2 separate regions of the Homo sapiens genome follow, and region 1 is linked to region 2. A link is an interaction called in ENCODE POLR2A ChIA-PET data of the cell type or tissue named here. Cell type or tissue: Panc1. All regions are shown on one strand. Links, peaks and the distances in the headings refer to the core of each region. The heading gives the core; the rest is flanking DNA.

Region 1 (4,392 bases), core at 181-4,180, 320 kb before region 2:
ATTTAAGATGAACACCAGCTCCTACTGAACAAAAGATCTTGGAAGAAATGCCAGTTAAGGTTTGTATCTGGAAGGTCAACCTGCAAAACCCCAGGCACATGTGGGTCCACATGGTCACCTCTACTGAGGACTTCGAACAGGTGCCTTCTGGGTGCAAGGCCTCATTTGTAGAGTCCCTCTGCTTTATTGACCAGCAACAGTGGCCTGAATATGAATGTGGGTATTAAGATGGGGGAAAGAGAATTAATTGGTTGTCCTGGCCTCAGCAGGAGTGGACAAAGCGACATTATACTCGGAGATTGCAGAGCACAGTGGCCGCTTGCGAGCAGTGTGCGCTGGGAGGCTCGGCCCACAGCCTCCTGGAGTGGCGCCTGGGAATCCTGGGGTGCCAGGGGACCTTGCAGGCTCTTTAGTGCACTGTGGTTCAGGAGAAACTTAATTAAGGTCAACTGTGTTTGTTAACGAGCACCTGAGTCACACTGAATGCCTTTGGGAGACAATTTCATGCTTTGTTATCTTTAAGCTCTCTGGAGAAATAGAAATTTTTATTTATTTATTTATTTATTTATTTATTTATTTATTTATTTGAGATGGAGTCTCACTCTGTCCCCCAGGCTGGAGTGCAGTGGCATGGTCTTGGCTCACTGCAAGCTCCGCCTCCTGGGTTCACGCCATTCTCCTGCCTCAGCCTCCTGAGTAGCTGGGACTACAGGCGCCCGCCACCGCGCCCAGCTAATTTTTTGTATTTTTAGTAGAGACGGGGTTTCACTATATTAGCCAGGATGGTCTCGATCTCCTGACCTTGTGATCCACCCGCCTCAGCCTCCCAAAGTGCTGGGATTACAGGCGTGAGCCACTGCGCCTGGCCCTATTTATTTATTTTTAATTTTTTTTTTTTTTTGAGACAGAGTCTCACTCTGTTGCCCAGGCTGGAGTGCACTGGCACGATCTCGGCTCACTGCAACCTCTGCCTCCTGGGTTCAAGTGATTCTCCTGCCTCAGCTTCCCGAGTAGCTGGGATTATGGGTGCCCACCACCATGCCCGGCTAATTTTTGTATTTTTAGTAGAGACAGGGTTTCACCATGTTGGTCAGGCGAGTCTTGAACTCCTGACCTCAAGCAATCCACCCACCGTGGCCTCCCAAAGTGTTGGGATTACAGGCGTGAGCTACCGCGCCCGTCTTATTTATTTATTTATTTTTTGAGACAGGGTCGTCTTCTGTCACCCAGACTAGAATGCAATGCTGTGATCTTGGCTCACTGCAGCTTTGACCTCGTGGGCTCAAGCAGTCCTCCCACCTCTCAGCTGGGACTACAGCACCACCACACCCAGCTAATTTTTGTATTTTTTTTTTTTTTTTGTAGAGACAGGGGTCTCAGTATGTTGCCCAGGCTGGTCTTGAACTCCTGGGCTCAAGATATCGTCCCTGCTTGTTCTCTTCAAGTGCCGAGATTACAGGCATGAGCTACCATGCCTGGCTGAAAATTTATGATGCCAGATCAAATTGCCCTTCTTTCTGTATTGAGACTTCATATAACATCCCTCTCCAAGAAAAATAAATTTTGTACAAACATACACACACGTACAAACACACACGCCTAAACAGCTGTTGATTCTTAGGATAATGGATTCATCACTGCGACGACAGAGTTCCATGGTCCAGCTGGCCGCGAACGCTGGCCCAGGCAGGTTCCAGCTTCGTTTCAACCCTGGCTTCCCTGGTGCTGTCTCTTCTGCACCTCACTGAGGGGTCTTTCTGCCAGGCCTCCTGGATCTGGTCACCTTCCCTGCTCAGAGCCCCTCCAGCACTCCCCAGCTTATCACTCCTCTTATCTGCCTGCTGGCACTTGAGCCCTGATGTACGATTTGCAGTTCGTCCTGTGTGCCCTGTCTTTGCTCGGTTCTCACAGGTGCTTACAGCGTCTCTGGCCATGCCCAGCTTGAATTTTATCCCATCTTTCAGTGAAGCATTTCTTGGTCTTTGTAGCAGAGGGAAGAATTCCTCCTTCCACCAAACTGCTACAAAGTGACCTTGCACCCCATAGTACATACTGCTGGTTGTCTGTTTTTCTGATCTCTTTTTCTTTCCTTGGATTTATAAACTCCTTGGGTTTTACTCACTTGGAGTTTTCCATAGAATGTAATGTTTTGCTCTGTGATATTTTTGAAACTAAGTTTTTGCTGAAGGAAACTTTTGAAAGCAGTGGGGAAAATTCACAGACTGACATTAGCAGTTTCATTTTCTTAGCGATGTATTGACCCTGAATGATAAAATTAGTGTGGAAATATCATTGTCCTGAGTGCTGTGATACAATAGGCCATTGTGTGCGTGGTAGGGAACTGTGGGTCTGGGACATTAATTATATGGTATCCTAAAAAACTTCTTTAGTAGCTCTTGATTTCTTTTGAGTTCAATATCATTGCAAATCTATTAAAAAGACTAACATACCAGGACTGTGTTTCTGGGAAGTTGGAAAAGATGTATTTTCCCCTACTCTTCCCTCTAATTACAGCCCAAAACCTTGGATTTTATCTTAAAAGCAAACATAAGACTCTGGAAGGTGGCAAGGAGAAGGCAGATCCACTAGATACCTCGGGAATGTGTTTCAGGAAAAAACTCTAAACCCGAGTTTTTCCTCTGCTCTCACAGCGCCACAGCCATCATTGACACAGGAAACTCCTGTGAGCAAAGGTGTAGGGTTTTTCCCACACAGCGAGCAGTGGATACCAGCTGGGTGTCCTCCAGTTTAATTCTGCCACTATCTACCCGGAGGTAGCGTCTCATACCACAGGGTGAGGGCTCAGTCTCACAAGACCACCCCTTCCTTCCCCCTAGTTGCAATTCCAGGCATCTGGAATTTCTGATCCACCGGCTTCAGGTGGGGGTTCCCACGACCCCCTCTTTGGGTTCAATTAATTTGCTGGGAAACGGTTGCTTATGTTTGTTTACTAGTTATTAGACAGGATATTGCAAAGGATACAAATGAACAACCGCATGAAGAGACACATGGAGCAAGGTCTGGAAGGGGTGCCACGGAATTGGGGTGCCACAGAGTTGGGGTCCATGGAGTTGGGGTGCCACAGAGTTGGGGTGCCCTTGTGGCATGGGGGTGAGTTCTTCTTCACCTTCCTGTTGGCCTCCATGTGCTCGGCTTTCTGGGAGCTCCCTGAACCCTGTTTTCTGGGCTTCTTATGGAGACTTCATTGGTTGTCTGTGGTTGAGGCATGGGCATCATGTCAAAATGTGATTGGAAAGGCCGGGTGTGGTGGCTCAGGCCTGTCATCCCAGCAGTGTGGGAGGCCGAGGAGGGTAGATCACTTGAGGGCAGAAGTTCAAGACCAGCCCGGCCAACATGGCGAGACTCTGTCTCTACTAAAAATACAAAAATTAGCTGCGCTTGGTGGCGCGTGCCTGTAGTCCCAGCTACTCAGGAAGCTAAGGCAAGAGGGTCGTTCGAACCCAGGAGGCGGCAGAGGTTGCAGTGAGCTGAGATTGTGCCACTGCACTCCAGCCCGGGCAACAGAGCAAGACTCCATCTCAATTAAAAAAAAAAAAAATTTAAAAAAGTGTGATTGGATAAAAAGGGTGCAGTCTAAGCCCAGCAAGGCCTGTCTGTTCAGATTCCCCAGGCCTCTCTGCAGCATTCCTTCCTCTAGGGTATGGGGCAGGACCCTCTCTGGAAGGAGGGTCTAATGACCCACAATCAGATTAGAGTCCGGCCTGGGCCAGGTGAAAGGAGGACAGGAGAAGGTCAGAGAGAAAGATTTTGTTCCTGAGGCCTAAGGCACCCAACATTATAACAATAGATTGTAACAATGGCTGTAAGAATCATGAGCTAGGAACCGTGGATGAAAAGACACAGTGGTGAGTTCCCTGGATTCCAGATTCAGGGCTGAAGAAGCTAGAAATTCGGAAATGCCAAAGGGCACAGGCAAAATGAATCTGCATTCAAGAATTCAGCTTTTGTCTGAAATATTCCTTCCTGCTTAACCCAAGCTGATACAAATCAACACACTTAACTTTTAGTAGCTTATATTCTAACACAGACCAAGCTAAGCTTGTAGCTCCAAGCAAAGCATTTTGTAAATATTTGCTGATTTGTTTTGTGGACTCACAAGATGTTGATGGCAACGGATGTCTTTCCTCCCTCTGGCCTAACCGCTCTCCGCACACTGGTCTTAAGCCTCTGAAATAGCTCAGCTACCTACTGCTAGGGTTCTGCAAGGAAGTCAGGGTAGTGTCCTATGAAAAACTGGCCTGGGAAGTTTGGAATCATCACACACATGTTCAGGCCTCTGGGTTCTGTAGGGACCCAGCCCTTACCTGGCTGGAGCCCTGGGCTGTGAGAGCAGCAGGCATTTATCATGCTTCTGGGTGCCAGACATCACAC
Region 2 (4,323 bases), core at 1-4,000:
CATCGGATGCCAGGAGCACCCCCACCCCAGCAGTCGTGACATAAATATATCTCCAGCTGTTGCTGAATGTCTCCTGGCGGGGGGTGGGGGGTGCAGACTCACCCTGGATGGAATACCGCTGAACTAACCCCATCTTCTATAGCTAATAAAAGACAAATAACAGGATTCAGGCACTAACCAGAGTACGACTCAGTTTCTACTCCTTCAGATAAGCAGACCCTAATCTGAGGGAGTCGGGCCAGCTGAAGACACGGCTCAGAATATCCGAAGTCTTGAGCAAGTTCCTTTCCTCTTACTGACTCTGTGGCGGACCCACTGCGCCCCAGGCCACCTGCCAAGGACAGCAAGCCTTCTGAAGCCTTTCTCTAACGGGTCGGGACGGGGAGGACTGCTGGAGGACCACAAAGAAATGAGCCTACTCCTCTGGGGCCCTGGGCAGACCTCCCAGTTCCTGTTCTACAGGAGTCAACGTGGGCCTCCAGCCCGGTTCAACAACTAACCCACAGCGAGCCCCTGTGTGTGACAAGGGGCAGGTCAGCCAGTCAGCAGCCACTCCTGCCCCATTGTCCCCTCCTGAGACAGGTTAGGGGTGCCCAGCCCATCAAAATATGCATCCCACCCCATTCTGGATTGCTTTTCCCTGTGCATTAGGAATAAAACCTCTCTAAGGGGAAGGCATTTTGAAGTAAGCCTGTTTCAGGCCTGTGAGAGGTCTGCAGAAACACCCCCAGCGTGAGCACTGGGTCACCCCACAGCCCCTGCCTTTCGGAAATCCTGGTGTAGAGTCCGCTCCACAAGGAGCTCCTTCCTCTGTTTGAAGGCTGGTCGTCTTCACTGTGTCTCCGCGATTACCCAGGACGTGGGCATGGCCATGCTTCTCACACGTCCTCTCTTTGACTCAGGATCATCGACTTGTGCCTCTGCCTCCTCCACATCTGGAAGAGGCATCTTCTTTTCCCTTTTCACAGGCTACTTAGAGCTGGAGAGGGATTGTGTCTGTCAATCCTTAGATACATGATTAATTAATCAACGCATGTTTTTCAGTTGTTACTTTGCTGGGCACTTTGAGAGATGCAAAATGAGCACTCTTAGTATATTTCTCTCAAGGACATACAAAATAAGAAGAAAAATATTATCTGTAAGGAATACCATAAATCTAATACCTAAATACAAGAAGAGAAGAGGACAGATTTTCCAGTCTGTTGAATTAGATGTGCCATTTTACATTGATTGTTTTTTATTAGCTCCCATTGCCAGAGACATTGCAATGTCTACGTGATAAGGAGTTTAGGCTTGAGCTTGCATGCTGGTTTTAAACACATCATCTACAACATTCTAGTCGTTTTTGTGCTATATTGTAACAATTGTCAAAGTGCCTTAGAATCTAACATTACCTTTAAGGTATGGGACTCACTTTTTCCTAAGATCATAAATTTAGGGTATTTTCATAGTTGTAATTAAATCTTAGATGAAATTCCTTTTTGAGACAGGGACTGTACTTTATTTGTATTTTTGGAGAATTCAATAATCTTCAATTTATAAATATATTTATTTCCATGATCTTTCCTCTAATTTACACATGGGTAACAATAGACATAGTTTTAGCCATGTTTTCATTATGAAATTAAAATATACAAGGACAGAGTGCTTTAAATATTCCACCATATAGATAGATGGACTGGCTCTTCTCCTGTTATTCCTTGTTATTCCTAGTATCTGTGTAGAATATATTTGCATCTCCAGTAATTATTAAAGAATAATAATTACCTTCTTGTATGATTATCTTTCTTGCATATCTTCTTTTTTTTTTTTTTGAGACAGAGTCTTACTCTGTCGCCCAGGCTGGTGTGCAGTGGCGTCATCTCAGCTCACTGCAAGCTCCACCTCCCGGGTTCACTGGTTCACGCCATTCTCCTCCCTCAGCCTCCCAAGTAGCTGGGACTACAGGCACCCGCCACCATGCCAGGCTAATTTTTTTGTATTTTTAGTAGAGACGGGGTTTCACCCTGTTAGCCAGGAAGGTCTCGATCTCCTGACCTTGTGATCCGCCCGCCTCAGCCTCCCAAAGTGCTGGGATTACAGGCGTGAGCCACTGCGCCCGGCATCTTCTTTCTTTTATTGCTGTTTTTAACAGAATATTAAAAAATTTTTCCTATAAATTATATTAACCATTGTTTTAAACGTTAAAGGTGTTATGCTTCTTAGATACTAAATTCTTTACTCAAGCACATGAAAGCAAATATTTTTGTGTAGACTCTTTGAAACTTTGGATAAGTTCATTCATTTGAACTAATAATGGTGAGTTATTAATAATAACAGTAATTTATTAAGTACTTAATATGTGAGACGCACTGTGCCAGATTTGACTTAGTGAGAATTTCAAATCTAGTCTATTTAAAAAGAAATTCAATTTTCTTACTTATAAGGTGTGAAATATATACCATAAAATCAAAACGCATTAAAAAGTGTTCCTTAGTGTACAATACTAGGGGGATTTAAAAAATAAATATAAGCTTTGTTTAGGTAGTGCATTAAGCATATTTGAGATTACTAATTTTTTGAGATCAATTGAATGCCTTTGTTTATACATGTTTTGAATATTCCTGAGAGACAATAGTGTCTAGTTTAGCCTTTCCCAAAATATGATCATCAGACCATCTTTAGGATGTCAACAGATGTTTCCTCCGGGATGGAAACGGGAAGAGGTTCCAAGGACACAGGCGTTTGGGGAAAACTGAGTTCAGGTTAAATGGACATTTGTTGTTTTGCCCTGGGATGTCTCAGAGCCTGTAATAAGATAGTGTATCATCTGGACCTTCCGTGGGTGCTGCGTCATATACAGTTCCCCACACTTATTTGAACGCCCCCCTGTTTTTTTCTTTTTCTTTTTTGAGATGGAGTCTCACTCTGTCACTCAGGCTGGAGTACAGTGGCACGATCTCGGCTCACTGCAACCTCCATCTCCTGGGTTCAAGTGATTCTCACGCCTCAGCCTCCCAAGTAGCTGGGATTATAGGCGTGTACCCCCCCACCTGGCTAATTTTTGTAGTTTTAGTAGAGACAGGGTTTCACCATGTTGGCCAGGCTGGTCTGGAACTCCTGACCTCAAGAGATTTGCTGTCTCGGCCTCCCAAAGTGCTGGGATGACAGGCGTGAGCCACTGTACCGAGCCTCTGACCCTTTTTATTTCTGAAGCCAGGAACGGCCTTTGTGAAAGAGTGGATCGGTGGATAAAACCTTGATTCTAGTGTAAGTTCCCCCATCTACCCACTGTTTTTCACCAAGTTGTTTTGACCAAGTTATGCCCTGACCTGGAAATTCCCCAGAGTTGCTAAAAGAACTGAATGGGGGATACTGTACATAAGAGCACTTAAGCAACTTAAAATGTCACATGTAGGGACATATGCGTGTCATGTGAATAGCAGCTGCATTTTGAAGTTGCAATAAGTGTGAGGAAAATGTGCTTGTTAGCTCAGCTCTAGACAGATCCATGGATAGAAAGACATAGACATGGATCCCCATCCAGCTAAGTATTTGCAATCCGCAGGTGAAGCCTGGAAACCCAGAGAAATGGACCTGTTCCATCCGTGACAGAAGCGCTCCCAGGACCTAAATTAAAGGGATGTTAGAATGTTTTGAGAATCTTGGCAGGGCCATTAGGTAGTGTTTGTAGCTTTTGGATGCTTTTGGTGGAGGGAAAATGAGATGGGCTCACTTGGGAGGTCTGCCTGCAGTTTCCATCCAAATTTCTAATCAACGTTGTGGTTTTATCATCCATTTCCGGAATCATTACCCCTTAAAATGTGAGGAAAACGACTCTCCTTTTCTTCAACTCCCCAACTTTTCCAAATACCGCTGCGAGTTTTTGTTGCCAACAGCTTTTCCCAATGTGCGTGTACTTACCAACGTCCAGACTCCTCCCTCCCATCGGCCAGCCTTGCTTGGTCTAGCTATTATTCAAAGGGGAACATGCGTGAGATATCACTTCGTTTTTGCCATCTAATGGATTCCACCCCCCAAAGTATCTGACTTTGACACTCAGGCTCATCTGCAGGACCCGAGGGTGTCTTCCCTCCCCTCCCGTTGGCTGGCTAAATGGGTTAATAGAATACATTCTCTTTTCCTTTTCCGTGTTTTGTCTGGCGTTTGCAATGCCAAGATTTTTTTCCAGATGTCCCCTATTTCCTATTTCCACATACCGCACATGAATCATCATCTGGCAGAGGAATCGTGAGAATCCATGTGATCAGTGTGCGTTCCCACATTCACCTACTTTTGTCTTTTTTGATAGTTCTTTGAAAACAATGAATTTTTTTAAAAATA

Evidence for each region. ChIA-PET counts read pairs that join two places held together with the same protein. Peaks named below come from ENCODE experiments on the same cell type or tissue, not always from the same donor. Only the 100,000 strongest peaks of a DNase experiment are listed, where the experiment ranks them.
Region 1: POLR2A ChIA-PET joins it to region 2 with 6 read pairs; 2 of 35 experiments call an interaction of 5 or more read pairs at or near these places.

Annotation. Positions count from the first base shown.
Region 1 is chr13:110,548,888-110,553,279 of GRCh38, reverse strand. All of the region lies in intron 1 of RAB20 (RAB20, member RAS oncogene family), which reads left to right. Among named protein-coding and RNA genes, the nearest start is that of RAB20, 11 kb to the left of the region's middle. In Panc1, for the core only: no CTCF peak of the experiment used is centred there; no DNase peak of the experiment used is centred there; H3K4me3 peaks cover 1,155 bases; H3K27ac peaks cover 2,523 bases.
Region 2 is chr13:110,233,150-110,237,472 of GRCh38, reverse strand. All of the region lies in intron 2 of COL4A1 (collagen type IV alpha 1 chain), which reads left to right. Among named protein-coding and RNA genes, the nearest start is that of COL4A1, 72 kb to the left of the region's middle. In Panc1, for the core only: no CTCF peak of the experiment used is centred there; no DNase peak of the experiment used is centred there.